7 separate regions of the Homo sapiens genome follow, and all the other regions are linked to region 6. Evidence: read pairs that join two places in POLR2A ChIA-PET (ENCODE). Cell type or tissue: Caco-2. All regions are shown on one strand. Region 1 overlaps SNX11 (sorting nexin 11). Region 2 holds the start of SNX11 (sorting nexin 11). Region 3 holds the start of SP6 (Sp6 transcription factor). Region 4 has its middle 12 kb from the start of SP2-DT. Region 5 holds the start of MRPL10 (mitochondrial ribosomal protein L10). Region 6 holds the start of PNPO (pyridoxamine 5'-phosphate oxidase). Region 7 has its middle 14 kb from the start of MIR10226.

The links. ChIA-PET counts read pairs that join two places held together with the same protein. Peaks named below come from ENCODE experiments on the same cell type or tissue, not always from the same donor. Only the 100,000 strongest peaks of a DNase experiment are listed, where the experiment ranks them.
Region 1: POLR2A ChIA-PET joins it to region 6 with 11 read pairs; 9 of 35 experiments call an interaction of 5 or more read pairs at or near these places.
Region 2: POLR2A ChIA-PET joins it to region 6 with 10 read pairs; 11 of 35 experiments call an interaction of 5 or more read pairs at or near these places.
Region 3: POLR2A ChIA-PET joins it to region 6 with 13 read pairs; 9 of 35 experiments call an interaction of 5 or more read pairs at or near these places.
Region 4: POLR2A ChIA-PET joins it to region 6 with 14 read pairs; 26 of 35 experiments call an interaction of 5 or more read pairs at or near these places.
Region 5: POLR2A ChIA-PET joins it to region 6 with 14 read pairs; 17 of 35 experiments call an interaction of 5 or more read pairs at or near these places.
Region 7: POLR2A ChIA-PET joins it to region 6 with 13 read pairs; 19 of 35 experiments call an interaction of 5 or more read pairs at or near these places.

What each region holds. Positions count from the first base shown.
Region 1 is chr17:48,111,276-48,115,275 of GRCh38, forward strand. SNX11 (sorting nexin 11) reads left to right here. Exons shown (of 7, transcript NM_013323.3): 2 at 756-810; 3 at 1,299-1,385; 4 at 2,026-2,126. The coding sequence starts at 769. Among named protein-coding and RNA genes, the nearest start is that of SNX11, 5.5 kb to the left of the region's middle. In Caco-2, no CTCF peak of the experiment used is centred here; no DNase peak of the experiment used is centred here.
Region 2 is chr17:48,105,472-48,109,471 of GRCh38, forward strand. SNX11 (sorting nexin 11) reads left to right here and starts at 2,295. Exons shown (of 7, transcript NM_013323.3): 1 at 2,295-2,367. RefSeq lists silencers at 2,301-2,460, 3,995-4,000. In Caco-2, CTCF peaks have their summits at 1,990 and 2,207; DNase peaks (open chromatin) are centred at 2,150 and 2,210; H3K4me3 peaks cover 2,339 bases.
Region 3 is chr17:47,849,097-47,853,096 of GRCh38, forward strand. SP6 (Sp6 transcription factor) reads right to left here and starts at 2,067. Exons shown (of 2, transcript NM_001258248.2): 1 at 1,823-2,067. In Caco-2, a CTCF peak has its summit at 1,991; a DNase peak (open chromatin) is centred at 2,085; H3K4me3 peaks cover 1,936 bases.
Region 4 is chr17:47,882,016-47,886,015 of GRCh38, forward strand. No RefSeq gene overlaps it. Among named protein-coding and RNA genes, the nearest start is that of SP2-DT, 12 kb to the right of the region's middle. RefSeq lists an enhancer at 3,660-4,000. In Caco-2, no CTCF peak of the experiment used is centred here; DNase peaks (open chromatin) are centred at 2,336, 3,276 and 3,856; H3K4me3 peaks cover 629 bases.
Region 5 is chr17:47,829,807-47,833,806 of GRCh38, forward strand. It overlaps MRPL10 (mitochondrial ribosomal protein L10), which reads right to left and starts at 1,735. Exons shown (of 5, transcript NM_145255.4): 1 at 1,654-1,735. The coding sequence starts at 1,705. It overlaps LRRC46 (leucine rich repeat containing 46), which reads left to right and starts at 1,864. Exons shown (of 8, transcript NM_033413.4): 1 at 1,864-2,193; 2 at 2,294-2,399. The coding sequence starts at 2,184. RefSeq lists enhancers at 317-1,148, 1,149-1,978 and silencers at 1,441-1,500, 1,741-1,900. In Caco-2, a CTCF peak has its summit at 1,339; DNase peaks (open chromatin) are centred at 1,295, 1,785 and 2,325; H3K4me3 peaks cover 1,937 bases.
Region 6 is chr17:47,939,769-47,943,768 of GRCh38, forward strand. PNPO (pyridoxamine 5'-phosphate oxidase) reads left to right here and starts at 1,803. Exons shown (of 7, transcript NM_018129.4): 1 at 1,803-2,045; 2 at 3,538-3,662. The coding sequence starts at 1,908. SP2-AS1 (SP2 antisense RNA 1) reads right to left here and starts at 1,636. Exons shown (of 3, transcript NR_103857.1): 1 at 1,579-1,636. RefSeq lists an enhancer at 1,555-1,849. In Caco-2, CTCF peaks have their summits at 2,090 and 2,967; DNase peaks (open chromatin) are centred at 441, 1,723 and 2,573; H3K4me3 peaks cover 2,041 bases.
Region 7 is chr17:48,016,473-48,020,472 of GRCh38, forward strand. No RefSeq gene overlaps it. Among named protein-coding and RNA genes, the nearest start is that of MIR10226, 14 kb to the right of the region's middle. RefSeq lists an enhancer at 1,232-1,331. In Caco-2, a CTCF peak has its summit at 2,057 (motif pointing left); a DNase peak (open chromatin) is centred at 2,019.

The sequences.
Region 1 (4,000 bases), 170 kb after region 6:
AATGCAGAAGCATTGGTGTTTGTGGGGACTTGGTTGTCTCTAAACAGCCGGGAGGGGGTGCTGTTAGGCTCGCTTTCAAAGCTGTGATCTGGCAGGGCGTGGTGGCTCCCGCCTGTAATCCCAGCACTTTGGGAGGCCGAGGAGGGCGGATCACTTGAGGTCAGGAGTTCGAGACCAGCCTGACCAACATGGAGAAACCCCGTCTCTACTAAAAATACAAAATTAGCTGGGTGTGGTGGCACGTGCCTGTAATCCCAGCTACTCGGGAGACTGAGGCAGGAGAATTGCTTGAACCCAGGAGGCAGAGGTTGTGGTGAGCCGAGATTGTGCCATTGCACTCCAGCCTGGGCAACAAGAGTGAAACTCTGCCTCAAAAAAAAAAAAAAAATGCTGTGATGTGAGTGCTCACCAGACCCTGTTGTGCCTGCATTCTTCAAGGCAAAAGTTTTACATCTGGACCCGCCTGTTCTGGCTGCGTGTGACAAACTTTCTGTAGACTCCAACACGCTTTGGGGAGAGGTGGCCTAGTTGAGGGCCTGGTCTGAGAAGGGAGGCAAATCCCCCAGGGCCTTTTAGCTTGGCATTGAGCTAATGGGGATTTTTTTTTTGCTTCCTCTTAAGTTTTACAAGAACAAAAAGTGTTGCCTGGGTTTCCCCACGGGGGTCTATTAAAAACTTTCGGGGTTTTCCCTGGTAAAGAATGATAAGAACAGAGGCATACTAACCTTGATCCTGTATCCTCTGTCCCTCATCAGATGTTTCCTTCCAATGGGCTTTTGGTGTAGGATGTCGGAGAACCAAGAACAGGAGGTAAGAGTATGGTCTGCAGAGAACAGGTGGGTAAAAGTTGGAGAGGGGATTTAGGAGGAAAGAGGACATAGAGATGCAAATCATTAATTATTACCTGCAGTATTACTTTGGTGGTTCTGATGAGCTCAGAATAAAGTCAGGAGAAAGAAATCAACAGCAGAGGCATTCCTAGGAAATTGGGGTTCCATTCTGACTAAATTTTCCTTTGATTGGAATATACTGGAATGTAAGCTTCATGGGGGCAGGCACTTACGTCTCTTGTTCATGCTTTATCCCCAGTGCCTATAACAGTGTCTGACACGTAGTGGGGCTCAGTAAAAATTTGTTGAATTGAGTGACTGAATTGAGTGAATGAAAGTTGAATTGAATAAATGAAAGTTGGTGTTGAGTGAATGAAAGTTGGTGTTGGGTGGAAAAATCTAGCGACCTGTGTTGTCAGAGCTGCCTTGCTGTGTAGCTGAAGCTGAGGGAGCTTTTCTTACCTACAGGAGGTGATTACAGTGCGTGTTCAGGACCCCCGAGTGCAGAATGAGGGCTCCTGGAACTCTTATGTGGATTATAAGATATTCCTCCATGTGAGTACATCAAGCTTCTGTATTGGGGTCAGCGCTCTGCAGGGCTGAGGGGCTTGTACTGAGGTGTAACCTTTTTTTTTTTTTTTTGAGATGGAGTTTTGCTCTTGTTGCCCAGGCTGGAGTGCAGTGGTGTGATCTCGGCTTACTGCAACCTCCGCCTCCCAGGTTCAAGTGATTCTCCTGCCTCAGCCTCCCAAGTAGCTGGGATTACAGGCATGTGCCACCACGCCCAGCTAATTTTGAATATATATTTTTTTAGTAGAGATGGGGTTTCATCATGTTGGCCAGGCTGGTTTTGAACTCCTGACCTCAAGTGATCCACCCTCCTTGGCCTCCCAAAGTGCTGGGATTATAGGCGTGAGCCACCGTGCAGGTCAAGGTGTAACCTATTTTTGAGTGTTTCTGGTGGACCCGAGACAGAAGACTTAGAAGAAAGGGAGGGAGGAAAGGAAAGAGAGCTTGAGGTATGTCTTTGAGTTGCTTTTGGGCTGCCTGGTGGCACCTTGTTCTAGTTGGGGACCTGATCAGGTCTGTGGCCTGATGGCATGGCTCCTCAGTGAAAGCAATGATAGGGAGCTCATGTGAACTTGTCTATTTCCACTAAACCCTTTTCATGTACTTCATGTGCTTTCATGTATAGACCAACAGCAAAGCCTTTACTGCCAAGACTTCCTGTGTGCGGCGCCGCTACCGTGAGTTCGTGTGGCTGAGAAAGCAGCTACAGAGAAATGCTGGTTTGGTGTGAGTTTGCTCTTGCTTCCTTCTTGGGTCTGTGACTGGCTTTTTGGGTGCTTATGTAGGAACTGGAGTTGACAATGAAGAGAACTTGCAACATACCAGGCACTAAGGAAATTGGGAAATATGTTGTTTCTTTTTTTGTTTTTTGGGTTTTTTTTTTTTTTTGATGTAGGGTCTTGCTTTGTTACAGAGGCTGGAGTGCAGTGGTGCAATCATGGCTCACTGCAGCCTCAACCTCCTGGGTTCTAGCAATCCTCCCACCTCAGCTTCCCAAGTGGCTGGGACTACAGGTGCATGCCACCACACTTGCCTAATTTGGAAAATATTTTTGTAGAGATGGAGGTCTCCCTATGTTACTAGGGTGGTCTTGAACTCCTGGGCTCAAGCAGTCCTCCTGCCTTGGCCTTCCAAATTGTTGGGATTACAGGTGTGAGCCACCAGGCCCGGCTGGGAAATAATGTTTTTTTTTTTTTTGAGATGGAGTCTTGCTCTGTTGCCCAGGCTGGAGTGCAGTGGCATGATCTCATCTCACTGCAACCTCCACCTCCCAGGTTGAAGCAATTCTCTCTGCCTCAGCCTCCCAAGTAGCTGGGATTACAGGTGCCCACCACTATGCCTGCCTAATTTTTGTATTTTTAGTAGAGGTGGGGTTTGTCCATGTTGGCCAGGCTGGTCTCAAATTCCTGGACTCAAGTGATCCACCTGTCTCGGCCTCCCAAAGTGCTGGGATTACAGGCGTGAGCCACCACTCCTGGCTGGGAAATATGTTCTTTTTTTTTTTTTTTTGAGACTGAGTTTTGCTCTTGTTGCCTGGGTGCGATCTCGGCTCACCGCAACCTCCACCTCCCGGGTTCAAGAGGTTCTCCTGCCTCAGCCTCCTGAGTAGCTGGGATTACAGGCATGCGCCACCACTCCTGGCTAATTTTGTATTTTTAGTAGAGATGGGGTTTCTCCATGTTGGTCAGGCTGGTCTCGAACTCCTAACCTCAGGTGATCTGCCTGCCTTAGCCTCCCAAAGTTGCTAGGATTATAGGCGTGAGGCACCATGCCCAGGCCTTCTTTTTTTTTTTTTTTTTTGAGATGGAGTCTCGCTCTGTCGCCCAGGCTGGAGTGCAGTGGTACAATCTCGGCTTACTGCAACCTCCGCCTCCCGGGTTCAAGCAGTTCTCTGCCTCAGCCTCCCGAGTAGCTGGAATTACAGGGGGTTACCACCATGCCCAGCTAATGTTTTGTATTTTTAGTGGAGGTGGGGTTTTACCATCTTGGCCAGGCTGGGTTTTTTTTGCTTTTTTTTTTTTTTTTTGAGACAGAGTTTCACTTTGTTGCCCAGGCTGGAGTGCAGTGACACCCTCCACCTCCCAGGCTCAAGCAATTTTTGTGCCTCAGCCTTCCGAGTAGCTGGGATTACAGGCGCCTGCCACCACGCCTGGCTGACTATTTTGTATTTTAGTAGAGATGAGGTTTTACCACGTTGCCCAGGCTGGTGTCGAACTCCTGAGCTCAGGCAATCCACCCATCTCCACCTCCCAAAGTGCTAGGATTACAGGTGTGAGCCACTGCGCCCAGCCTGGGCAGGCTGGTCTTAAACTGACCTCATGATCCACCTGCCTTGGCCTTCCAAAGTGCTGGGATTACAGACGTGAGCCACCATGCTCCGCCTTTTTTCTTTTTTTTTTTTTTTGAGACGGAGTCTCACTCTGTTGCCCAGGCTGGAGTACAATGGTGTGATCTCGGCTCACTGCTACCTCAGCCTCCTGGGTTCAAGCGATTCTCCTGCCTCAGCTTCCCGAGTAGCTGGGATTACAGGTCCCTACCCCCACGCCCAGCTAATTTTTGTGTTTTTAGTAGTGACAGGGTTTTACCATGCTAGCCAGGCT
Region 2 (4,000 bases), 170 kb after region 6:
ATCACACACCACCAGATGGTCTCAATCTCTTGAGAGTTCAAGACCAGGCTGGGCAATATAGTGAGACCTCATCTATACAAATAATAATAAAAAATTAGTCGGGCATGGTGGCACACACCTGTGGTCCCAGCTACTTAGGAGGCTTGGGTGGCAGGATCACTTGAGCCCAGGAGGTTGAGGCTGTCTTAATATTAAGACATGTGAGGCTAGGCACGGTGGCTCATGCCTGTAATCCCAGCACTTTGGGAAGCCAAGGCGGGTGGATCATGAGGTCAGGAGTTCAAGACCAGCCTGACCAATATGGTGAAACCCCATCTCTACTAAAAATACAAAAATTAGCTGGGCATGGTGGCGCGTGCCTGTAATCCCAGCTAGTCAGTAGGCAGTTTCTTGAGACTTTCCTGATGAGATCAGTGATGAATTTAATAAATGTGATTTTTTTTTACATTGAATAAATGCATCAACATTGGCTGATCTGCATAACTCTGTACCAGTATTTTCTAAATGGCTTGACTCCCTATCACACTTAACCTTTAAGAAATGACTCCATCTCCAAGGTGGTGTGTACTTAAAAATAAATAAATAAACACTTCCAGTCTCGGCAACATAGGGAGACTCTATGTTGTATAAAATTTTAAAAACTTAAAAAATTATCTGTATAAAAATTTTAAAAATTAACCGAGTATGGTGGCACACGCCTGCGGTCCCAGCAGCTCCAAGGGCTGAGGAGGGAGGATGGCTTGAGCCCTGGAGGTTGAGGCTGCAGTGAGCTGTGATCCTGCCACTGCACTCCAGCCTGGGCAACAGAGCAGGACCCTGTCTCAAAAAAGCAAAGAAAAGTTACCATTTGTTGAATTTGGGTAGTATCAAAGAAGAGTATTCAGAATTGTTTGAGAAGGCTAAAAATACTCTTCCTTTTCTCAACTACATAGCTATATAAGGCTGAATTTTCTTAATGTACCAAAACAACAGAGCACAACAGAGAAAGGGGAAGCACATAGGAGAACCCAGCTATCTTCCTTTTTATTTATTTATTTTTTACAATGGAGTCTCCCAGGCTGGAGTGTAATGGCGCGATCTTGTCTCACTGCAACCTCCGATTCCTGGGTTCAAGCAATCCCCCTGTGTCAGTCTCCTGAATAGCTGGGATTACAGGTGCCCATGACCACGCCCAGCTAATTTTTGTAGTTTTAGTGGAGACGGGGTTTCACCATGTTGGCCAGGCTGGTCTCGAACTCCTGACCTCAGGTAATCCACCCGCCTCCGCCTCCCAAAGTGGTGGAAGTACAGGCGTGAGGCACTGTGCCCGGCCCCTTTCTTTTCTTTCCTCTCTTTTCTTCCTTTTAGCTCTCTCTCTTTTTTTCAGACAGGGTCTTGCTCTGCAGTGATCAGGGCTCACTGCAGCCTCGAACCCCTGGGTTCAAGCCATCCTCCTGTCTCAGCCTCCCGAGTAGCTGGGACTACAGGCGCGTGTCACCATGCCCGGCTAATTTTTAAAATATTTTGCAGAGGCGAGGGTCTCCCTAAGTTGGTAGGGCGTGTCTCAAGCCTGGCCTCAAGCGATCCTCCCGCCTCGGCCTCCCTAATAGTATTGGGATTACAGGCGTGAGCCACCGCGCTAGGCTTGCTGAAATTATCTTTAAATAAGTTGTTAAAAGACCACCAACACATTGAACGGCTTTCTCTTGCTCCCTAGCTGCATGATATTGCTTCGAGTTTGTTTCGGTGTGAGCAATCTGAGTCGCCGGACCCTCTCGAGTCTGACTTTCACTCTGACAATCGGTCCGTGGCTTTACGAATCTGAATCGGAGTCCCCTTGATAGCTCCGCTGGGGAACAGCAAACTACGAGGTTCAAATGGTGGCTCTCGGGACTTAGTGAGGATCCAGGGATGTGGGCTTCCTAAAGCCCCGAACCTCCCACACTGCAGACTATCCCTCGCATAGCGAGAACAAGAGTAACAACCCCCTTACACCCCTCTGCTCCCGGGACCCACTGGCTGCCCGTCGCTGACGCCCCCTGGCCGCTGATTGGCTTCCCCTGACAGTGGGCGGAACGCGGCCCCGGATTGGATATCCATTCGCCGTCCCTCACCCGGCACCTGCGTGCACTCTCCGGCGTCCCAAGTGAGTGGAGGGGGGATCCCGACTCCAGTCCGGGGCCTTGGCCAGCGGAGCCGCGCTATTCGGAAGCGGGAATCCCACTCAGAGCCCGGGCCTGTAGGGGCGGGGCGTCCCGGGCACCCGGGATTGGGGCGTCTCCCGTCGTGCACCGGGGCACCGGCGACTCACCCGGAAGGAGAAGCCGTGATCTGGCTATATGGTGGGGCGCGGGCGGTGTCGCTGTGGGGAGCTGGTGCTGTTCTCAGGTGAGAGGGCGTGGGCGGGGCCTGGGGAGTGGGTGCTGCTCTCCTGTGAGGGGGCGTGGGCTTGAGCGTCAGTAGTGGCACTCGGGATGGTGGCATCGCTTTACATCCTAGGGAGGGACTCTCTTACCACCCGGGATTAAGGCAAGGGCTTGCTCGGGATCCAAGAAAGGAAACCCGGCTTTTCAGTTTACCTTCAAAGTGTATCTTTCACTTCCTACCCCCCAAGCTTAATCGGAAAGAAAGAAGGACCATGTGGACCTTTCGGTCCTAGTTTGTTGAGAATGGAGAAAGAGTGGCCGTAGTAAAAGACTCTGGGGACATTTACTTAAATGGCTAAGACTGGGGGCAATGGCGAGTATTTTACGTGGACACGGGAGACTTGGCGGTAGATTGTGGTCGCCTTTGTTACTTACCTTCCAAGTGAAAGGCGTACGATTAGAGATGGACAAAAAGATGGAGCATAACTGCTTGGTTGAGATCACACAGAGCTTGGTCAGAACTGGGAGCTTCCTCTGTTTAGTACCTGTGATATTTATAATTGGAGCGAGAGCTTTTTGAATTGCTTTCTGCCATCTGGCACTAAAGGCTCAAGATTGAGTAAGAAGGGACGGTAGTCTCAGTAGTTCCATCTACTTTTATCACCTGATTTGTTTCTTAACCTGTCTCTTGAAGTTGTTTAAATGGGAGAGAAAATAAATGGTGAGACTAAAGCCTTGCATTGTTACTATATTAGAAAGCTTTACGATGAATCTACTTTGTAAACAGCAAACAATCGGGTACTCACCAGAGCTACTGGTGCTGGTACAGGTGAAGAAAGTAAAGGAAACTTCAGATGTGGTTGAAAGGGCCCAGAAAATGTAGTTAACACTAAGTTATGTAACTAGCTATGGTCACTGACTCTAGCCTTATTTGGATGAAGTACAGATCCATCTCCCAGATCAGAGAACTAAAGTTAGGAACTTCCTGCTGCTTCTCCAGAGGCAGAACTGAGCTTTTTCTTTTGAGGAGTGGTATCTGTGGGGAGGAATCTAATGGAGAAGAGTGGTTGCTAGAAATTACTACTTGGTGTCTAGGTTTTTGTATTTGTTCCAGTGTTTATTTGTTTGTTTTTTGAGACAGGGTCTTGCTCTGTCGCCCAGGCTGGAGTGCAGTGGTGTGATCTTGGCTCATTGCAGACTCCGCCTCCTGGGTTCCAGCAATTCTCATGCCTCAGTCTCCCGAGTAGCTGGGAGTACAGGCCTGTGCCACCATGCCCAGCTAATTTTTGTATTTTTAGTAGAGACGAAGTTTTGCCTTGTTGGCCAGGCTGTTCTTGAACTCCTGGCCTCAAGTGTTCTGCCCGCCTCAGCTTCCCAAAGTGTTGGATTACAGGCGTGAGCCACTGGGCCAGCCCAGTGTTTTTAAGGACAGTTACAACTGAAACTTTCTTTTTTTTTTTTTGAGACGGAGTCTCACTCTGTTGCCAGGATGGAGTGCAGTGGTGCGATCTCGGCTCACTGCAACCTCCACCTCCTGGGTTCAACTGATTCTCCTGCCTCAGTCTCCCGAGTAGCTGGGACTACAGGCACGCGCCACCATGCCCAGCTAATTTTTGTATTTTTAGTAAAGAAGGGGTTTCACCATGTTGGCCAGG
Region 3 (4,000 bases), 91 kb before region 6:
ACTAAACCGACTCACATGCCCCCACCCCCTTCCCTCAAGCAGGGACTTCACCTCCCTGGGGAGCAGCTTTCTGGCCACCAGATACCCCTGGAATCTGGGAGATACCCCCACCAGAGAAAACCAAATTTCCATCCCTCTCTTGACTCATACCAGTGCCAGGCAACTCTCTGACTGCTACCCATCTTCCTCTCCATGCTAGGGGAGGCCCAGATAGAAAGTTGGGAGGGAATGGCTTCCCCAGAGAAGAGCTTGACAGCAAGCTCTGGAAGATACAATTGCACCCCTTTAAGTGATACAAGGTCAGAGTGCAGGAAGAGGAGGGCAACAAGAGAAGTCATAACCACAGAACCTAAGAGCAAGAATTGCCCAAAAAGATGACATAAGCAAGTGCATCCTAGGCATGGATCATTTTTCAGAAGCTCCCCACCACCACCAGAAGATTCTTATATGCAGCAAATGTTGAGAACCACTGCTCCAGGCCAATCTTCTTATTTTGAAGAGAAGGAAGCAGACTGAATGACTTGGCACAGTGACTTGGACAAGGATGTTCATTTATTCATTCAATAAACCAGGTCTCCTAACTCCTGGACTCTCAGTCTGTTACTTTCTGTAAACCAATCTTTCTGTAGACCCTTAGAACGCTAAAGACCCCCAACGCTTTCTCAACCACATATCTGTGGCTTGAAGTTCACTCTTTTCTCACCACCTCTCCCTAAGGCCTGGAAGCCCTGGTGCCTCAGCTGGGCAGGTTTGTGTGCCTGGGTCTTCTCTACTGGTGGGGGAGGAGACCAGTGACTTAGGGCAGGATTGTTTCCTTCCTACAGCAGGGCTTAGCTGACCCTACCATCTCCTGCCTCTGGGACCAGGGAGGTGGCACTGATAGCCTGGGAGAGGGAGGGAGAGGAGGACGGGGGCACCTACTCAGGCTCCGGCTGCCTCACCACAAGAGGAAAACAGGGTGAAGTTGCAGGAAAGGAGCCCCAGGCCGGGGTGGGGCAGCACAGAAGGGGCTGAGCGGGAGCTGTGAAGCCAGGGACCCTAACAGCTTTTGGTGCCTGGGAACTGCCCCAGGGGCTGGAGGATGGGAAGGCTAGGATAATCTGGGCTCCAGAGTGGCTTCTCCTGGCAGAGAGCTGGAGAGCCCAGGCCTGGGATGCAATGGCCTGCTACCAAGATTTCAGAAACCCAAAGCGGGGTGATTCTCAGGTTCTAAGACCAGTCCCACTGGGTGGAAAACTGCCCTGGAGCTGGCTCAGTCTAGCAGAAGATGCAAGACTAAGACCCAGGAGAATAGAGGAGGGGGCAGGTCTTGGGGGTGATATGGAGCCACCCTTAGGTGGCAACCCTTAGGTTGCCTCTATGGTCCTTGACCCACCTGCCCCAGAGCTGAGAGGAAAGAAGGGAACAGGATTGAGTGCCAAGTATGTGTCCGGTTCACTTCCAGGCCTAGAAAGAGTTCAGGAAAGGAGAGAGCACAGCGTACATCGCAGGCTTCTCGCTCCCCGAAGTGGGAAGGCAAGTCGGTGCACCCTTATGCCCCATTCGGCTCTGCCTCTCTGGATCACCGGCTAGTACTCCCAGTTCTCAATGTCCCGGTCCTCTGGTTGTCCCAGTCGCTCCAGTTGCCCCGGTTTCCAGCCTCCTCGGTCCCTCCAGTCTCTCCCGTCCGCCCAGTTTTCCCTCCATCGGGGTTCTAACCTCTCAGATCCTTTAGGACCACCCCGCTCCCAAGGCCATAGGAGGCTGGGGCGCGTTCGGAGTGCGTTTTTTCGAGACAATCTCCGTAGCGCTCACCCCTGGCCACCCCGACCCGCGCTCCTACCTCGAGGCTGCGGCGGGCTCCGGGCACGGCTGGCTGGTGCGCTACTGACGGTCGCTCATAGGCCCTGTGCGCCGGCGAGCTCTCCAGCGGTAAGGGGCAGGAGCCCAGGGCGAGCCAGACCCGGCGGCTGGCGGCAGGCGGCAGGCGGCGGAGGTGAGCGCTGGCGAGAGGGCGGAGGACGGAGGGCGGGCAGGAGCCAGCGAGCGAACAAGGCCAGCTCCGCCCGTGACTCACCCGCGCTCTCTGCCTTCATCCTCTCCCCAGCGCTGCTTTTTCCCCCGGACTCGCGGCCCCGCCCACCTCACCTGCGGCCGCCTTTAACCCTTGAGGGCTCGGCTGGACCGGAGCCCAGCCAGGGCCGCGAGGAGGGGGTGGGCGGGAGTGGGGGAGGAAAGATAACTAGGGCGTGCGCCGCCCGCTCCCTCGCTCCTCCCTGGTCCCCTCCACTCCCAGGGAGAGGGGCCCGGGTGGGGTGATTCCCAGGTTCTAAGACCCGCCCCGCCGGGTGGAAAACTGCCCTGGAGCTAGCTCGGTCTAGCAGAGGACGCAGGACTAAGACCCAGGGGGAATGGATAAGGGGGCAGGTCCTGGGGGTGAGACAGAGCCACCCTTAGGCAGCAACCCTTAGGTTGCCTCGATGGCCCTTGACCCTCTCTGAACGGACAGCCCTGCCCCGGAACTGGGAGGAAAGAAGGAAACAAGATTGAGCGCCAAGTATGTTTCCAGTTCGCCTCTAGGCCTAGGCCGTGTGAAATTTGTCTTGGCTGCCCTCCTTCGCCATTCCCCCGACCCCCGACCCCCGTCCCCTGCCCTGCCTCACCCCCCGCACCCCGCGCCGCTTCTCTCCACCACCACCCTTCCCCGTCCTTTTTTCCCTCTCCCTTCCGGGGTATCCCTCTCTGACCTTTCTGGGTGACCACCTCCTCTCCTCCCCTCTCCCAGCCTCTGCCCACCACCGGTCTCTGCTTCCCCCCTACTCTGGTCCCAGGTCCCAGCAGCTGTCACTCTGCCCCTCCCCTTAGGTAGCAACCCCAGTGCCTAAGAAATCCACCTCTCAAATTCGCCTCTCCTCGCCCTCCTGTCCTTCGGGAAATGCTCAGCCTACGCACACCCTCGCCCCCGAGCACCCGGTTCTGAAGAATGGGCAGGCGCCTGAATGGCCCTGGGAAGGGACACTTCTGGAAGGAATTGAGCTATCCCTTGCCACCATTCCTTTCTAATTCTCACCAGAATAACTAAACCCAAGGTTCTTAACTTTGGGGAGGGGTCTTGGATTCCTTTGAGAAAAATTCACATGCCCAGTGCAATATTCTGGTAAAATTTCAGCGCGCTCGCGGAGCTCACAAAAACTTCCCTCAAGATCTGGATGGGTCGACATTTCCGAGACCCGCAAAGCACCGGTGGGTAGGGAAGTTCCGTCCTCCACCCACGCATTCTTCTGCCTGGCCGCTGAGGTGGCCCCATGCTTCACTCCCATGCCGCAGTGTTGATCTCTCCATGTGACCCCTTTTTTCACAGGGGAATGCAGATTAATTTCCCTATTTCTTTCATTTTTCAGATTCGTCTCCTCTGTGCGCTTTGCCGTCGGCTTTTTAAAATTTCGTTTTCCTCTTTACAGTCGATTTCATACTTGAATTTAGGCTGATTTAATCTCGCCTCTACAGCCCCTACTCCCCCCCGCCATTGGTTTACCTGTCCTGCATGCCCGTTTGGGACACACTCAAACTGTAACTCAAAAATAGCTAAACCGAGTGCATAAGCGGGGTGAAAATCAATCCATGTGTGTATGCGTATGTGCATGGTACCCCTCAGACACGCACACGTTCTTATCCAGAATCGACGTCGGATTCATCTGTGCATCTCCCTCTTTTCTAAGGCTCATTTCCCTCATCCGGACAACCTGGGTACACATTGGTAGGGTCTCCTGGGGGCTTAAAGGAATTGATATGCCTAAAAATGCTTAGCCCAAGGGGCCCCTGGTAAGCGCCGGGTAAATGGAAGATATCCTTGTTATAATTATTAAATAAGTCAGTTCCAGGTAAATATTGGTTGGATTAAGGTGTATGCACAAAGACCTGTGGACTAGAAGTTGACGGATTTAAATTCTAGCCCCAGCCCTGCACTTGCTAAACTGACCCTGGCAGGTCAGGTGCCTCTAAGCCTCAGTTTCTTCCTTGG
Region 4 (4,000 bases), 58 kb before region 6:
AATGCCACCATCCAGGTGGTACCAGAGGTCTTCACGACTGCATGAGCCTAGCTCCCCACCCACCGTGTCCTGGGAAAAAACACAAATAAGATTCGTCTTCCCTGAGTCGCTGGAGCAAAGGACAGGAGAAAACCCCTCTATGAGGTTGAATGATTCTTGTTAGATGCAATAGATGCAAAGGCCTATTGACTTCCAGGGCTAAGGGCCTCACTTGGAGGAAAGTTCTTGTGGATGGTATTTGAACTTTCCCATCTAGAAGCAGGGGAATGGCTGGGATGAACTCTAAAGGCATCTTGGAATTCCATCCTATCCTATTTCCTCTCCTTCATCGTAGCCAAGCTCTGAGGATTATGACAGCGTGGGCAATAAAAAGTGCCTAATTGGTTGTTGTCCAGCCGAGGCTGCTCCCCATTTCCCTTGGCAGGGGTGGGAAACCGGCTGAGTCAGTTTCACTTTTGCTATTGCCCAGTTTCCCCATGGTTGCTGGGCACTAGCGGAAGCAGGGCACCCCGTGGGAATCAGGAGCTTGTCCCTGATGCTGCCTTTGAGGTGAGCATACCCCAAAAGGCAGAGGACCCCTAGAAAGCACCAGAACGTTAGGCTACAACTGCCCCCTCCCTGTGGAAAGAGGATAACTGGCAGGCTTCTCTCCAAATGTCCAGGGCCAACCCCACTGGCCTCTGAAGGAGTTGGGAGGAGGCACAGAGGACACCCTTTCCCCGGGCCTTGGTGGTGAAGCCTCTTCTGTAGCAGAGGGCAGAGGTGGAGACATGGGCTCTAGAGCCAGGTGCCTGGCTGGAATCCTGACTGTGAAGCCAGTGGTGTGATCTTGAGCAAGTTACTTAAGCTCACTATGCCTCAGTTTTCTCATCTGCAAAGTGGGGCTGATTATAGGACCTATCTCATAGGGAAAATGGGCTTGAATGAGTCAACGCATGTAAAGAGCTTGGAGCAGTGCCTGGCATGCAGTAGGTACTCAATAAATGGTAGCCATGAGCAGTAGCTCAGCCTGGCAGTGGGCATGGGGAGATGGGATGCAAGTCAGAATCTGGACATGGCGGGGATGCGGGTGGGTGAGTGAGATGACTTTTGAACAGAGATCCTGGGCTTCCCAATGTCTGCTCATCTGGCAGTGAGATCCCAGTAGGCCAGGAGGGTCAGTGAGAGTTTGGCCTGGGTTCTCTCCTGAGCAGCTGCATCCCACTCAAGCCCTTCCACCATAGAGCTCTCCCTCCCACCGCCCACCTTACCTCTCCCCACCTTCAGCATGAAGGCCACTCTCTCCTTCTCATGTCTTTCCAGGAAGGGTGGAGCCAGGCTCCTCACCTTCCTGGCAAACATGCTGGCGTCCCCCCACCCAGGTCACATCCTCTCTCCTAGGAACCTGTGAACAAACTGTTCTTTCTGCTGGGGACACCCTGCTCCCTTTGCAGCTCTCGCCTCTTCCTCCTTCCCAAGCCAGTCTGGTGCTCCTCTTCTCTAATGGGACGTTCCCAGGCACAGTATCATCCCTGCCCTGAGTCCTACCCAGTGCCGGCAATCTGGCCCCTTTCTCAATGCCCAGGTCCTGGACGAGTGCACAGTCTCCCCCATCAGACTAAGAAGTTAAGCACTGTGTTTTACCCCAGAATCCACTGGACCGTGCAGTCCATCCATGAGCCTCCAGGCCTCAGCCACTGTTATGCCTTTCCCTTTCCTTGGGTTTCCCATTTTGATCCAGGAAAGCAGCATAGTCACTGGGCTGCCTGCCACCTCCAATGCACCTGGGGGCTTGGCAGACAGACAGCCACCTGTCTCGGGAGGCTCAGGTGGATACTAATAGGCAGTGGAGGCCAAGGGCCTCCCCACCAGAGACCCCCAGAAGCCCCTCCAGCATTGAAGCTGGAAACAGACCATTCAGTTACAGAGTCCAATCCCACCCAAGCAGAGACTGATGCCGGAGGAGGTCCCAGGAAGACCCCCATTTAGCTGCTGCCCTTCTTGGAAACCTTTTGCTTCGACCTTGCCACTTCACTGTGGTCTCTTGAGGGGAGAGATGCTTATGAGTGGGAGTTGGAGTGGGAAGAACTCTGCTTGGCTCCTGGGGGGCAGCAGAGATTTATGGGACTGGATTTTTACAGGCTAGGGAGAGGCCCCAGGCAGGAGCTATGGAGCCCAACAGAGGAGCAAAGGCATAAAATCTCCGGACATGAAAGTCCCAGCGGCAGGCCCCCCCAGGCCTGTGGGTGGTGAGAGATTTACAGCTCTTGCACAAGGCCTGCAGGGGCCTGGGGAGCTGCAAGGACACTTCAGAGCCAGAATAACTCCCCGCCAAGGCCTTCACCTTTCTCCTCTAGGAAAAAAAAAAATACCAATAGAACAGGTTGGAGCTGCCAAGAAGATGGTTATCGCTGCTGGGACCCCGCCCCACCTGGAGACGAGGTGGCTCCCAACTTCCTCCCCCTCCCCGAGCTCTCCTCTCTGCCCCCAGGTCAGGGAGAGGTGCCTAGGGCAAGGCGAGGGGAGAGTGGAGGTGGGGCAACTTCCAGAAGGGGCCTCCCCCTGGAGAAAGTGGGGCTCGGGCTTTCACTGTTCCTTTGCCCAGACAAGGAATGCACAGCAGTGGCCAGAACCCCTGACAAGCCCAGGGGCCTGGAAGGGGGCAGTGAGTGGGTTCTGCCAGCTCCAATATTTAGGGAATGCTTTCACAATGTGCATGTGGGTAGGAGTCTTACCTGACGGGGTACAAGGATAGGAAAATAAAGACGGAAAAACAGAACGTCCCTTGTGCTTAGCAGCCATCTCTCATCTCAGTCAATGAGCTAAAAAGCTGAGACAGGAATTTCTCAAATGGAAAGTGCCCGGCCCCAGCCCCATGCCCTCTGCCCTTGCTCCACCAAACCCAGCTGCCAGTTTTCTCTAGGGCCAGACCCCAGCTCCTTCCCTACCCACCGAAAGGAAGGGCGGTAGCCCTGTGCCTACTGGGGACAGCTCATCTGGTTGAAGGGTGTTTCTGCCGCTTCTGGACTCTGTGCCCCATCACCTTGGTCCCCCACCTGCACGGAGAAGCCCAGACCCTCAGCAGGGTGGGGGTGGGGTGCATTGCTAACCACTTAAAAGGACCAGGCAAGCACCCTGAGAACAGGTGAGGAGCCAGAGCCTTTGAACTGGGAGGGGCAGGTGCTGCTGCTGAAAGACGGAAATCCTGGGCCAGGGCTTGCAGCACCACGGAGAGGGGTGGGCAGGAAGGCCCATAAAAAGCTGGACCTTCCCCTTCCCACCCCTCAGTCCAGTCCCTCAAGACCAGAGCTGGCGCTGAGACAGCCAACTGAGTAATGTCTCAGGTGCTCAGCCAGGGGGCACAGACTTGTCCCTTACCAGGCCCCACCCTGAGTGCTCGGTCCCCACCCCCCAGGGACAGGCCAGGGGAACAGTGTGGAGAGAGGACTGAGGCACTGCTGCCCAAGAGGCAAGAGGTTGAGTGGGGAGAGCCTCAGGAGGGGTGTGGGGGAAGCAGCTGTATCATCCTTTTCCCTGCTGATTGGCAGGCTGGGAAGGGAAGGAAGAGACAGGTCAGTGCCCCAGAAAGGAAGGGGAGGAAGTTAATGAGGAAAGGTGGCTTTGCTCCCCTGTCCCCTGCCCCCTCTGCCACTAGCTTCTGACTCCAGGCTCCAGGAGTGGGCCGGGCTGGTCAGGACCTGCCTCCAGCCTGCCTTCCTCCCGAGCAGGTCGGGAAAATTACTCTCCTGGTACTGCTTTTTATTTTTTGAAGCCAGATCAAAGGTGGGACCCAGCTGGGAGCCATAGTAAAATCTCAGCAATGTGGAGCCTTGGAGTTTCAGAGGTGAAACCAGGAGCTTGGGGAGGGACCATCTCAGGCCCAGGCTGCATGGGTCAGAGGCCAGAGTGGGAGTGGAGAAGAAGAGTCAGGAGTGGAGCTGGTGGGTGGGGCCCTGCGAGAAGAACCAGCTGCTTGAAAAAGGCAGGCAAGTCTATGGTTACCTTGGTGTGCACGGCGGCT
Region 5 (4,000 bases), 110 kb before region 6:
TGAACCCAAGAGGCAGAGGTTGCAGTGAGCCGAGATTGTGCCATTGCACTCCGGCACTCCGGCCTGGGTGACAGAGCAAGACTGTCTCAAAAAAAAAAAAAGAAAGAAAGAAAGAAAAATAAACATAAATTCTCAGGCCCTGCCTAGACCTACTGAATCAGCAATTCTGGGGTGGAGCCTAGCAAATAGTGTTTTTTGTTTGTTTTGTTTTGTAGAGACCAGGTTTCACTATGTTACCAAGACGGGTCACAAATAGTGTTCTAACAAGCCCTCCTGGTGATGCTGACGCATGCTAAAGTTTGAAAACCACCACTCTAACCGCTGCTCTGACACCCTGTCCTATGATTTGAAGAGGAGAAAAAAATGTTACACCATTCTCACAGCTCTCAGACAAGTTTCTCTTTCCTCCTCTCTTCCTGTTTACAGATAATGCTACAGAGCACCCCACAGAAAACAAGGGAGGCACTCAAAAGCCCTGAGACAAAGTGACCACTTAATCCTCAACACAAGGGCCAAGACTAGAACTTCCCACTTTCAGTCATTTCCAAGACTGGGATGTGACCTCAGAAAAAGGTCCAGATAGAAGGCGGCTCTAACAGTCAGAGAGTATGGATATTTGCTGGGGTAAGAGGTCTTATTGCCAGCAGCCACAAAACCTAACTGTTAAGACTGCAGGCAGGCTTTGGAATCAAATTAAACTGGATTTTTTTTTTTTTTGAGATGGAGTCTCGCTCTGTTGCCCAGGCTGGAGTGCAGCAATGCGATCTCGGCCCACTGCAACCTCTGCCTCCTGGGTGTAAGCGATTCTCACGCCTCAGCCTCCTGAGTAGCGGGGACTACAGGCACGCGCCACCACACCCGGCTCATTTTTGTATTTTTAGTAGAGTTGGGGTTTCGCCATGTTGGCCAAGCTGGTCTCAAATTCTTGACCTCAGGTGTTCCCTCCGCCTCAGCCTCCCAAAGTGCTGGGATTACAAGCGTGAGCCACCGCGCCCAGCCGAAACTGGATTTTAATCTCTCTTCCGCCAATTACTAGCTGTGACCTTGGCCACCCAACTGGTCTGAACTTCAGTTGCTGCGTCTGTAAAGAGGAGATGCGAATGTCTTTCTCACAGGGTGCTTTAGATTTAAATGATTTAAAAGATTTAAATGAGCTAACACATATAAAAATAGTTATCACAGTGCCTGGCCTATATTAAGTGCTCAAATCCATTCACTAAACAAATATCTACCGCACGCTTACTAACATCCAGCACCATGCCACCTGCTGGCTATGCTGAATGAACATGGTTCTGCCCTTGCGGAGTTTAATAGAGGAAACAAGCAACTAAACAAATGCAAAATTACAGATTGCGACGGGGCTAAGGAGTCAAGGGAAGACCTGAGGTGACATTTAGACTGACACATTAAGATGGAGACATAATGCAAAGGTCTGGGCGAGGAGTGGTCCAGGCAAAAGAAACGCTGGAGACAGACAACATCTGGACGTTGTTGCTGTGATTACCAGTCGAGTCACAAGGAACTGGACGGGGTAAGGAGGCCAGCGATCTAGCTGGGGTCAGAGATTATGGGAAGAATCAGTAGTAGAGGAGGGCAGATGAGGACTAGAGAGCGGCCGCAAGACACGCCGTGAGGACCTGGGCCACTCCTTACCCGCCTGGGGCAGGAGACCCCCTCGCAGCATCCCCGCCACGGCCGCAGCCATCTCCACCGGAAGAATGGACGGAAGCCGAGTGGAGACGGAAAGAGCTAAGGATTGTGGGGTAGCGAACCCCGGGGCCGGAAGCAGTGGGCGTACCCGCCGGCTGTAGCCGTAAGACGCATGCGCTAGGCCGGGCCAACGGAGCCCGCCTTTACCTCCCCACTCGGCGTCCAGTCTCTTAGCAACGACTCCGGCTTCCTAGGAACTGCTCCTTTCTCAACCATTCCTGCCCACAACACCCCAGCTTGCTGCCAGCAAAGCCCCTCCACACCCCTCAAACTCCAGACCCTTCACATCAATTTACTGTTTTCTTCGACCTCACCCCAGCAATTTTCTCTGAATCAACCCCCTTTCCTCCTCTCCTAAGTCTCTGAGTTTCTCTCTCCTCCTGCCATCCTGAGTTCTGCCATCCTTAGGGGCCGCCAAGACCTCTCTTTTCGTTCCTCTCCCGCCTCAGACCAGCAGCCTTTTATTTTAGATCATGTCTGGAGGTGAGTAGGGAGGTGGGACGGTGGGTAGAGCAGTTGGAAAACAGCGGGGTAAGGCCTCCAAGAGTGAGGAAGTGTCACAGTTGGACTCATCTTTTCACAGGGAAGTCAGCCCAGGGTCCAGAGGAAGGGGGCGTCTGCATCACTGAAGCCCTTATCACTAAGCGGAACTTGACTTTCCCTGAAGATGGGGAACTGTCAGAGAAGATGTGAGTGCATGGGGGAGAAAAGGGGTGCTAGAAGGCTGAAACACTCAGGATGACCAGGTCCCTGACGTGTACTGATTTGTCAACTGATCTTTGTTTCTCTCCTTACTCCACACATTCAATCAGTGGTAATGCCCAGCTGATTTTCCCTTCTTCAAAATAATTCCATTTCTTTTTCACCATCCTCACTCAACTGTCTTAGATAAGGCCGTGTTCACCTCTCTCCTACACACCCACCACTTTGGGAGGCTGAGGCAGGAGGATCACTTGAGCCCAGGAGTTTGAGACCAGCCTGGGCAATAGAGACAGAATCCTATCTCTAAAAAATAAAAATAAACTAGCTGAGCATGGTGGTGCACACCTGTAGTCCTAGGTGGCTGAGACAGGAGGATCACTTGAACCCAGGTACCTGTGGCTGCAGTAAGCTATGATCATGCCATTGCATGCCAGCCTGGGCAACAGGGTGAGACCCTATTTCTAAAACAAACAAAAAGTAAAGTATTTTTAATTACTTTTTTAGAGATGGGGTCTTGCTCTGTTGGCCAGACTGGTCTTGAACTCCTCAAACAATCCTCCCACTTCAGCCTCCTGAGTAGCCAAAGTGATCCTTTTAAATAACAAATCTAATCAGGCATTCACTGATAGAAACTTCCTCCCAAATAAATCCCAATGCCTAAGCATGAGTTGACTTCTGCTTTTCAGCCTTATTTCTGGCCACTCTCCACAAGTGTACAATTTCCCACACTGTGTACTCACACCTTAGTACCTTACTACTCAGAGTATGTGTGGATGGGAGGGGGTGCAGGGGTAGGACAGCAGCATTGGCATCACAGGGGGCTTGTTAGAAGTGGAGCATCTCAGCCCCTCCACCCGATCTACTGAATTAGAATCTGCATGGGCATATTGGAGTTTCGGAAGGGCTGTATTAGCATGTACTATTCCTTCTGCTTGAAATGCCTTCTCCCCATATCCCCCCACCTTCATGGCTAATGCCTACTCATCTGTCACCTCCTCTAGGAAGCATTCCCTGATTCCTCCTACTGTGAATTTAGTGCACAGCCTATGTACTCCCTTTGTCCCCTGTACTTGCTTCTGTTATCCACTTGTCAGGGATGTTTGGCCTTATTCTTTCTTTCTTTCTTTCTTCTTCCTCTTCCTCCTTCTTTCCCTTCTTCCTCCTCCTTCTTCCTTTCCCCTGTACTTGCCTCTGTTATCCACTTGTCATAGATGTTTGGCCTTCTTCCTATTTTTTTTTTTTTTTTTTGAGACGGAGTCTCACTCTGTTGCGCAGGCTGGAGTGCAATGGTGTGATCTCGGCTCACTGCAACGTCTGCCTCCTGAGTTGAAGCGATTCTCCAGCCTCAGCCTCCCGAGTAGCTGGGACTACAGGTGTGCGCCACCACACCCGGCTAATTTTTTTTGTATTTTTAGTAGAGATGGGGTTTCACCATGTTAGCCAGGCTGGTCTTGAACTCCTGACCTCAGGCAATCCACCCACCTCGACCTCCCAAAGTGCTGGGATTACAGTGAGCCACCTCGCCCAGCCTCTTTTTTTTTTTTTTTTATGACATAGGGTCTTGCTCTGTCACCCAGGCTGAAGTGCA
Region 6 (4,000 bases):
AGCTTTCAGTGAGACGAGATTGCGCCACTGCACTCCAGCCTGGGCGACAGAGCAAGACTCCATCTCAAAAAAAAAAAAAAAAAAAAAAAAAAAGAAAGACAACTTCAACAGGAAAGTAAATCTACTCAACTTTCTCTCAATTATGCTGATGGAGGAAAATGATGGCAGCACAAAAAAATCCAACCAGTGGAGAATCCATAGACCAATATCATTAAGCCTTGAGACATGTATTATTTCTTTGCAGCAAAATTGTCTTCCAGATTCTATCTGGCTCAAGCTATGTACACATAAAGGATGACAGGTATCTAATGTAGGGCTTCATGAAGCTCAGCTGTAATGCAGACACCTGGCCAGGCCAGGAAGTTCCCCTTACCTGGCACAGTCCTGGGTGCCTGCCTAGATGGCTCTTGCAGTTCCCCTTCCTGATGCTGGTGGAAAGCAGGGCTACAGAGAGGTCTCGACCCAAGGCCGCCCCAGCCAGCTCAGAATTGGACTGGGCATGAGTGGGTTTCCCATTTTTCAGCCTTGCATCCACAGCCTGGAAAGGCTATGCACAGCCACCTGCTCAGTGTACTCTCAGTTGGCAATTGCTTGCATTGACCTAGGGGCTAGACTCCTACTACCTAGCATGGGCAAAATGTGGAAAAAGGGAAGCTTGACAAAGATTGGGGAGACCCTGGAGAAATGGGACATTGGCAGCCTTGCTATCTACCAGGACACTGGCTCCTATGAACTCCAGTGCACCATGGCAGGGGAAACCATGAGCAAAGGGAGTAAAATGCTCTGACCCTTGCTTAAATAAATGAGGCTGGAGGGAAGGGGTTTAAAACTAGAAGAGGTGGCGGGCGCGGTGGCTCACGCCTATAATCCCGGCACTTTGGGAGGCCAAGGCGGGTAGATCACTTGAGATCAGGAGTTTGAGACTAGCCTGGCCAACATGGTGAAACACCGTCTCTACTAAAAATACAAAACTTAGCCGGGCGTGGTGGCGGGCGCCTGTAATCCCAGCTACCCGGGAGGCTGAGGCAGAGAATTGCTTGAACCCGGGAGGTGGAGGTTGCAGTGAGCCGAGATCGCGCCACTGCACTCCAACCTGAGCGACAGAGCTAGTCTCCGTCTCAAACAAAACAAAACAAAACCAAAACTAGAAGAGGAAAACCACTCTGGTCTGGGATACCTTGGTCCCAAATTTCCTTCTTCCCCCTTCCCATTCAGCCATCTTCCTTCTCACCTCACCGTCTCTTCCTCACCCCACTGCACCTCCCCACTCGGGGCATGGTCCACAAGTCATTTCAACCTCTCCCACTCTCATGCCCTAATTTCTCCCCACAACCAGATTACCCTTTTCTCTATGTGTCCCCATCACCTTGCCTCAGAGTCTGGCCCCTAATTCCATTTTCCATTTTTCTTTTCCCATTCCACTAGTCTCCCTTCCCAGGGGGTACTTCCTGCCCTAAGCTCACCTACAGGCACCTACTATGGGCCAGCCACTTAATACTGACTACTCCCCTCAAGCCCCCGGGACACATCCTCCGCCCCGCCTGAGCTGCAAGAGATCCTCCTATACCTTTAACCAACCTCCACGTGCGTGTTAACCGCGGTGACAGCATTTCCTTGTCTCTCTGCTCCCGCCCCCAAAGGCGCTACCCATTGGCCGCTGGGTTCCTCTGTTCTCGCTCTAATTGGCCTCGTTACCGAAAAGCTCCAACCAATGACCTCTCCGTGTCTGTCTCCCTCCTCCGATCCTGGAAACTCATTGGCTCCGAGGACTTAGGACCTGTTAGCTTGGTTGGGCGACTGGCAAATCCTTCCTTCCCCGGGGTAGAAGTCCAGGGTGAGAAATTGGTTCCGAACTCAAAGGAACCCAGTGCCGGGCCACAGCCGGGTCACGTGGCCGGCGGCCCCCCATGACGTGCTGGCTGCGGGGCGTCACGGCGACGTTCGGGCGACCTGCCGAGTGGCCAGGCTACCTCAGTCACCTGTGTGGTCGCAGTGCTGCCATGGACCTGGGACCCATGCGCAAGAGTTACCGCGGGGACCGAGAGGTGCCGCCGCTAGGGCCAGGCCTCCTGCAGGGGCGGGGGAAAAGGGGTCCCCGGAGTCATCTACAGCGGGGAGGGGAGTAGTAGGAGCCCCTCGGGGCTTCTGGGGCCACCCGGTGGGGCAAGGAGGTTTGAGGATCACCCCCCGTGGGAAAAGGGGGCTTCAAAGACATCCCACCAGGGGAGGAGTTCCGGGGAAACGCAAATGAAGATGGGTTCAAAAGGCAGCCTTTCGTAATGGGTAAGAGCTCGAACTTTGGAGCCTGCCTGGGTTGGAATGTTTAATGTATCTGGGCCTCAGTTTCCTCATCTGGGAAGTGATAGTATCTGCCTCACGGGGATGTTATGGTCTAAGATGTTTGTAAAGTGCTTAGAACCCTGCTACTCGACAGGTAGCAAGGTCAAATAACTTGCTCAGTCCCACAGCTAGTGATGAATGAATCGGGGTTTCATGTGATGGATGTCAGGACTGTGCTGGGCCTCCCTCAAGGGCGGGGGAAGAGGGGTCCTCGGAGTCATCTACTGGGGGGAGGGGAGTAGGAGGAAACAGCCCCTCAGGGCTTCTGGGGCCACCCCCTGGGGCAAGGAGATTTGGGGGTCACCCAAACCTCCTTGTGCCAGGTGGGCATGGTCATGGGCCCCTCTTTAGGTGGGTACAGTGACAAACAGCTTACAAACTGTTTGACAAAAAAGTAAGTGGAATATGGGGGAAGGGGACTAGCTCGGGGAGGAGGGGAGGAGAAAGCTCTTAGCTTACTGCCTTCAGTACTTTCTGCTGACCACTGGGAAGTTCTTTTCCTTTTCGCTCCTCAGGAGGGGAACCAAGAGAACCTTTTAGGAATTGGGGTCCAGGGCCCTGGTTGCCAAATCTGGTTGCATGTGGGCATTTCTAGAAACGCTTGTTTAAAATGCAGTTTTTCCAGCCTGGGCAACATAGTGAGACCCTGTCTCTACAAAAAATTAAAATTAGTCGAGCATGTTGGAGCGTGCCTGTAATTCCAGCTACTTGGGAGGATGAGGTTGGAGGATTGCTTGAGCTCAGGAAGTTGAGACTGCAGTAAGCCGAGATCACACCACCGCACTCCAGCCTAGGTGACAGAGTGAGACCCTGTCTAAAATAAATAAATAAATAAATAAAAATGCAGTTTTTGATGAAGCCTCAGACCTGCTGAATGAGAAATTTTGGGGGTGGAGCCCAGAAAGTTTTTTTTATGCTCCCCAGGTGATTCTGATGCACAGACAGTTTTGACACCCATGACATGTAACCCTGATTTATCCATCACTAGCTGTGGGACAGCAAGTTGTCTGAGTTTTTATGCCTGTTTCCTCACCTGTAAAATGGGGCACAGAATCTTCTTACTGCATACTATTTCTTATTTTAAGGTCATTGTCATGAGGACTAAATGAGTTGATTTTTGAAAAGTGACTAGAACAGTGCCAGGTCCATAGTAAGCACTATATATGTTTATTAAATGAAATAAATCTCCTTTCCTAGGCATTTGAGGAGACTCATCTGACCTCCCTTGACCCAGTGAAACAGTTTGCTGCCTGGTTTGAGGAGGCTGTTCAGTGTCCTGACATAGGGGAAGCCAATGCCATGTGTCTGGCTACCTGCACCAGGTGGGCATGGCTGTGGGCCCCTCTTTGGGTGGATACATATGAACTAGGAAGCTTATGAAGCTCTCTACTCTGGATGCCAATTTTATGGTTCCAGCTCTGTTATTAACATGCTCTGTGGCTTTAGGCAAGATACTTGTCCTCTCTGGGCCTGTGTCCTTACCTATAAACCAAAGACCAGGCCACAAAATTACATTTCAGTGATAAAAATGCAGTGCCTTGTTCATTTCTGCCCTTGATACATCCACACACAACCCCTTGCCTCCCTCATCTCCCCATCTACCCAAGCCCCGTCTGCCATTCAGGAGCTACTTCTCCTGGTGAAGCTCTGTCTCTCTCTC
Region 7 (4,000 bases), 77 kb after region 6:
CAAACTTTCTGGTTTCACTAAGAAATAAATAGGAAGGGCAGGCCCACTGGGTCCAGGATAGTGCCCTACAAGGAGACCTTTCTTCAAAATGAAATCCATACCTGGGTTCAGGCCGCATTGCTTCTGCTCCCAGCACCCGAGAGCATCCTCAATCACCTCACAAGTGGGAATGACAACGCCTGCCTCCTTCACTGAGATAGAGGTACAAAAAAATTACATGTGTGAAAGAAATAGAATACTTTTACGGATCCTGACAAATGTGAGTTTACATAAATCCTATTAAAAGAACATTGTGCAAGAAGCTTTTCTGTGTCTTGTATATAAATTATCCTCAGAAAAGAAGTGCAGCTGATGGGACTCACTTATTAATTTCATTATTTAAAAAACAGACGTGCTGGGCGTGGTGGCTTATGTCGGTAATCCCAGCACTTTGGGAGGCCAAGGCGGGAGGATCACTTGAGGTCAGGAGTTTGAGACTAGCCTGGCCAATATGGTGAAACCCTGTCTCTACTAAAAATACAAAAATTAGCTGGGCATGGTGTTGTGTGCCTCTAGTCCCAGCTACTTGGGAGGTTGAAGCACGAGAATCACTTGAACCCAGGAGGCACATGCAGCAGTGAGTCAGGATGGCGCCACTTACTCCAGCCTGGGCGACAGAGCAAGATTCTGTCTCAATAAATAAATAAATAAATAAATAAATAAATAAATAAATAAATAAAATAAAAATTAGAAAACGCTATTGGAGCCAGCCATGGTGGCTCCCAGCACTTTGGGAGGCCGAGGTGGGCAGATTGCTTGAGCTCAGGAGTTCGAGACCAGCCTGGGCAACATGGTGAAACCCCGTCTCTACTAAAAATACAAAAATTAACCAGGCATGGTGGCAGGTGCCTGTAATCCCAGCTACTCAAGAGGCTGAGGCAGGAGAATTACTTGAACCTGGGAGGTGGAGGTTGCAGTGAGCAGAGACTGTGCCACTGTACACTAGCCTGGGTGATAGAGTGAGACTGTTAAAAAAAAAAAAAGCATGCAAAGAAAAATGTGCATTGGGGTTTTGAGTCAAGAGCCCTGCTATTTTTTCTTACTGCCCAGGAAGGCACTCCTTGTCAAGGGAATTCTATTTATAAACGTTATATTCTCATGATCTGCAGAAAACACAGGGCAGAAAGAGGAAGAGGTAAGAGGGTTCCAGGAAACCCTCTTTCTTGTCTCAGTTCTGTCCCTTGTTAGCTGTGTGACATTGGGTAAGTCAACCTTTGAGTTTCACTTTCCTAATCTGAAGGCCTCTAGCTTGCTCTCCCAGAAAGATCCACTTTTTTTTTTCTACCTTAGAGTATAAACTTCAGTCAGTGCCCAAGCCCCTCAGACCCCTTCCTCAACCTCCCAGCTACCTTGGGGAATGGGTCCAAATCTCCAGAGTTGGAGGAAAAGGTCTGTATTTGTTTTCTGTTTGTTTGTTTGAGACAGAGTCTCACTCCATCACCCAGGCTGTAGTGCAGTGGCGCAGTCTCGGCTCACTGCAACCTCCATCTCTTGGGTTCAAGCAATTCTCCTGCCTCACCCTCCCGAGTAGCTGGGATTACAGGCATGTGTCACCATGCCCAGCTAATTTTTGTATTTTTAGTAGAAACAGGGTTTCACCATGTTGGCCATGTTGGTCTCGAACTCCTGACCTAAAGTGATCTGCCCACCTCGGCCTCCCAAAGTGCTGGGATTACAGGAGCGAGACACCATGCCCAGCCAGGTCTGTATTTCTTGACAGTGTTTCTTGATCAGAGGCCCTGTTTTCTCAGGACAATTGCTGTCCCAGGTGCCCAGGGTCTCTCACCTTCGTGTTCCCATGGAGGTGCTCACAGCTCTGATGTGGGAACCCCCAAGGTTCTCCTCTGTGGTCTAGGGAGTATCTAGGAATGGACTGCAATGCTCAGCACTGTGAGATAACTCCTGCCCAATAGAGAGTAGAGATGCCCTCTAGGTCTGGTTCCTGCAAGCCTTTTCATAGTCCCGTCACTGATCCCGGCCAGGCTAAGGATGAAAGAGGGGCTTGTCTTACAGCACCATCTTCTGGGCAAACCTGTGAGAGCTACTTCTTCTTGCTGCCATCTGGAGAACACTGAGATTTTGGGGGACTTTGGGTCCCAGAAGTTTTGTTTGTTTGTTTGTTTGAGATGGAGTCTCGCTCTGTCACCCAGGGCTGGAGTGCAGTGGTGCGATCTTGGCTCACTGCAACTTCCATCTCCCGGGTTCAAGCGATTCTCCTGCCTCAGCCTCTGAGTAGCTGGGACCAGAGGCGCACGTCACTATGCCCAGCTAATTTTTGTATTTTTAGTAGAGACGGGGTTTCACCATGTTGGTCAGGCTTGTCTCAAACTTCTGACCTCGTGATCTGCCCACCTCGGCCTCCCAAAGTGCTGGGATTACAGGTGTGAGCCACCACGCCCGGCCGATTCCAGAAGTTTTTATCTTACCTGTTTCCCCAAGATAAATTAATTCTGGACTTTTCCAGCCATCTCTTAGGAGAGGATGTTCCAAGAGCCCTCCAACCTTCCAAACACAAGGCTGCTAGGAATGGTAAGCAGCTGAAACCAGTCTTCCAATCATTCCACCCAGAACCTGAGTCCTCACCTACTCACCCCATATATCCCCACCCCAGAACACCCTGTCACTCACTAAGAAGCTGTTGTCTGGAAGCAAGGTTATAGCCTCATCACTTCCAGAGTTTTCTTCTATCCTCAAGTTTATTTGTTTGTTTGTTTCAGATGAGGGCTCACTGGCAGCCATGAGAGTAAAACACATATTTTCAATCTCTTAAAAATCAGGTGTCTGGATTGGCTGTGATGGCTCATGCCTGTAATCCCAGCACTTTGGGAGGCTGACTTGGGTGGATCGCTTGAGTCCAGGAGTTCAAGACCAGCCTGGGCAACATGGCAAAATCCTGTCTCTACAATAAACAAAAAATTAGCCGGGTGTGGTGGCATGTGCCTGTAGTCCCAGCTACCTGGAGGTTGAGGCTGCAGTGAGCCATGATCACGCCACTGTACTCCAACCTAGGCGACAGAGCAAAACTCTGTCCCTTAGGAAAAAAAAAAAAGGCTAGGCATGGCGGCTCAATCCTGTAATCCCAGCACTTTGGGAGGCTGAGGCAGGAGGATCACTTGAGCCCAGGAGTTTGAGAACAGCCTGGACAACAAAGTGAGACCCCCATCTCCCTACCAAAAAAAAAAAAGCAAAAAAAAAAAAAGCAAGGTGTCGTGGTGTGCACCTATAGTCCAAGCTACATGGGAAGCTGAAGTAGGAGGATCACTTCTCCCCAGGAAATCAAGGCTGCAGTGAACCGTATTCATGCCACTGCACTCCAGGCTGGGTGACAGAGCAAGACCCAGTCTCAAAAAAAAAAAAAAAAAATCAGATGTCTAGACAAAGAGAAATTGTGGATCTGGTCAAATGGAATCAGATCCCTCTTGCTACTTCTTTTTCTTTCATTTGAAGTGTATGTGTCTATTTTCAGAGTGGGGTACGTGAGAGTGATAAGAGGGCACTAAATATATAAGATATAAAGTAGACTTGTGTTTTTTTTTGTTTGTTTGTTTTTTGTTTTTTTGAGACGGAGTTTCGCTCTTGTTGCCCAGGCTGGAGTGCAATGGTGCAATCTCAGCTCACTGAAACCTCCACCTCCCGGGTTCAAGCAATTCTCCTGCCTCAGCCTCCCGAGTAGCTGGAATTACAGGCACCTGCCACCATGCCTGGCTAATTTTTTTTTTTTTTTTTTTTGTATTTTTAGTAGAGACGGGGGTTTCACCATCTTGGCCAGGCTGGTCTTGAACTCCTGACCTTGTGATCCACCTGCCTTGGCCTCCCAAAGTGCTGGGATCACAGGCATGAGCCACCGTGCCCGGCCGACTTGTTATTTTTAAACATACTTTTCAGAACCTAAATATTCAGATCATTGTCCCTGACAAAATGGTCCTTTTGGAGGGCCTTTTTTGGAATGATTGCCTGCAAT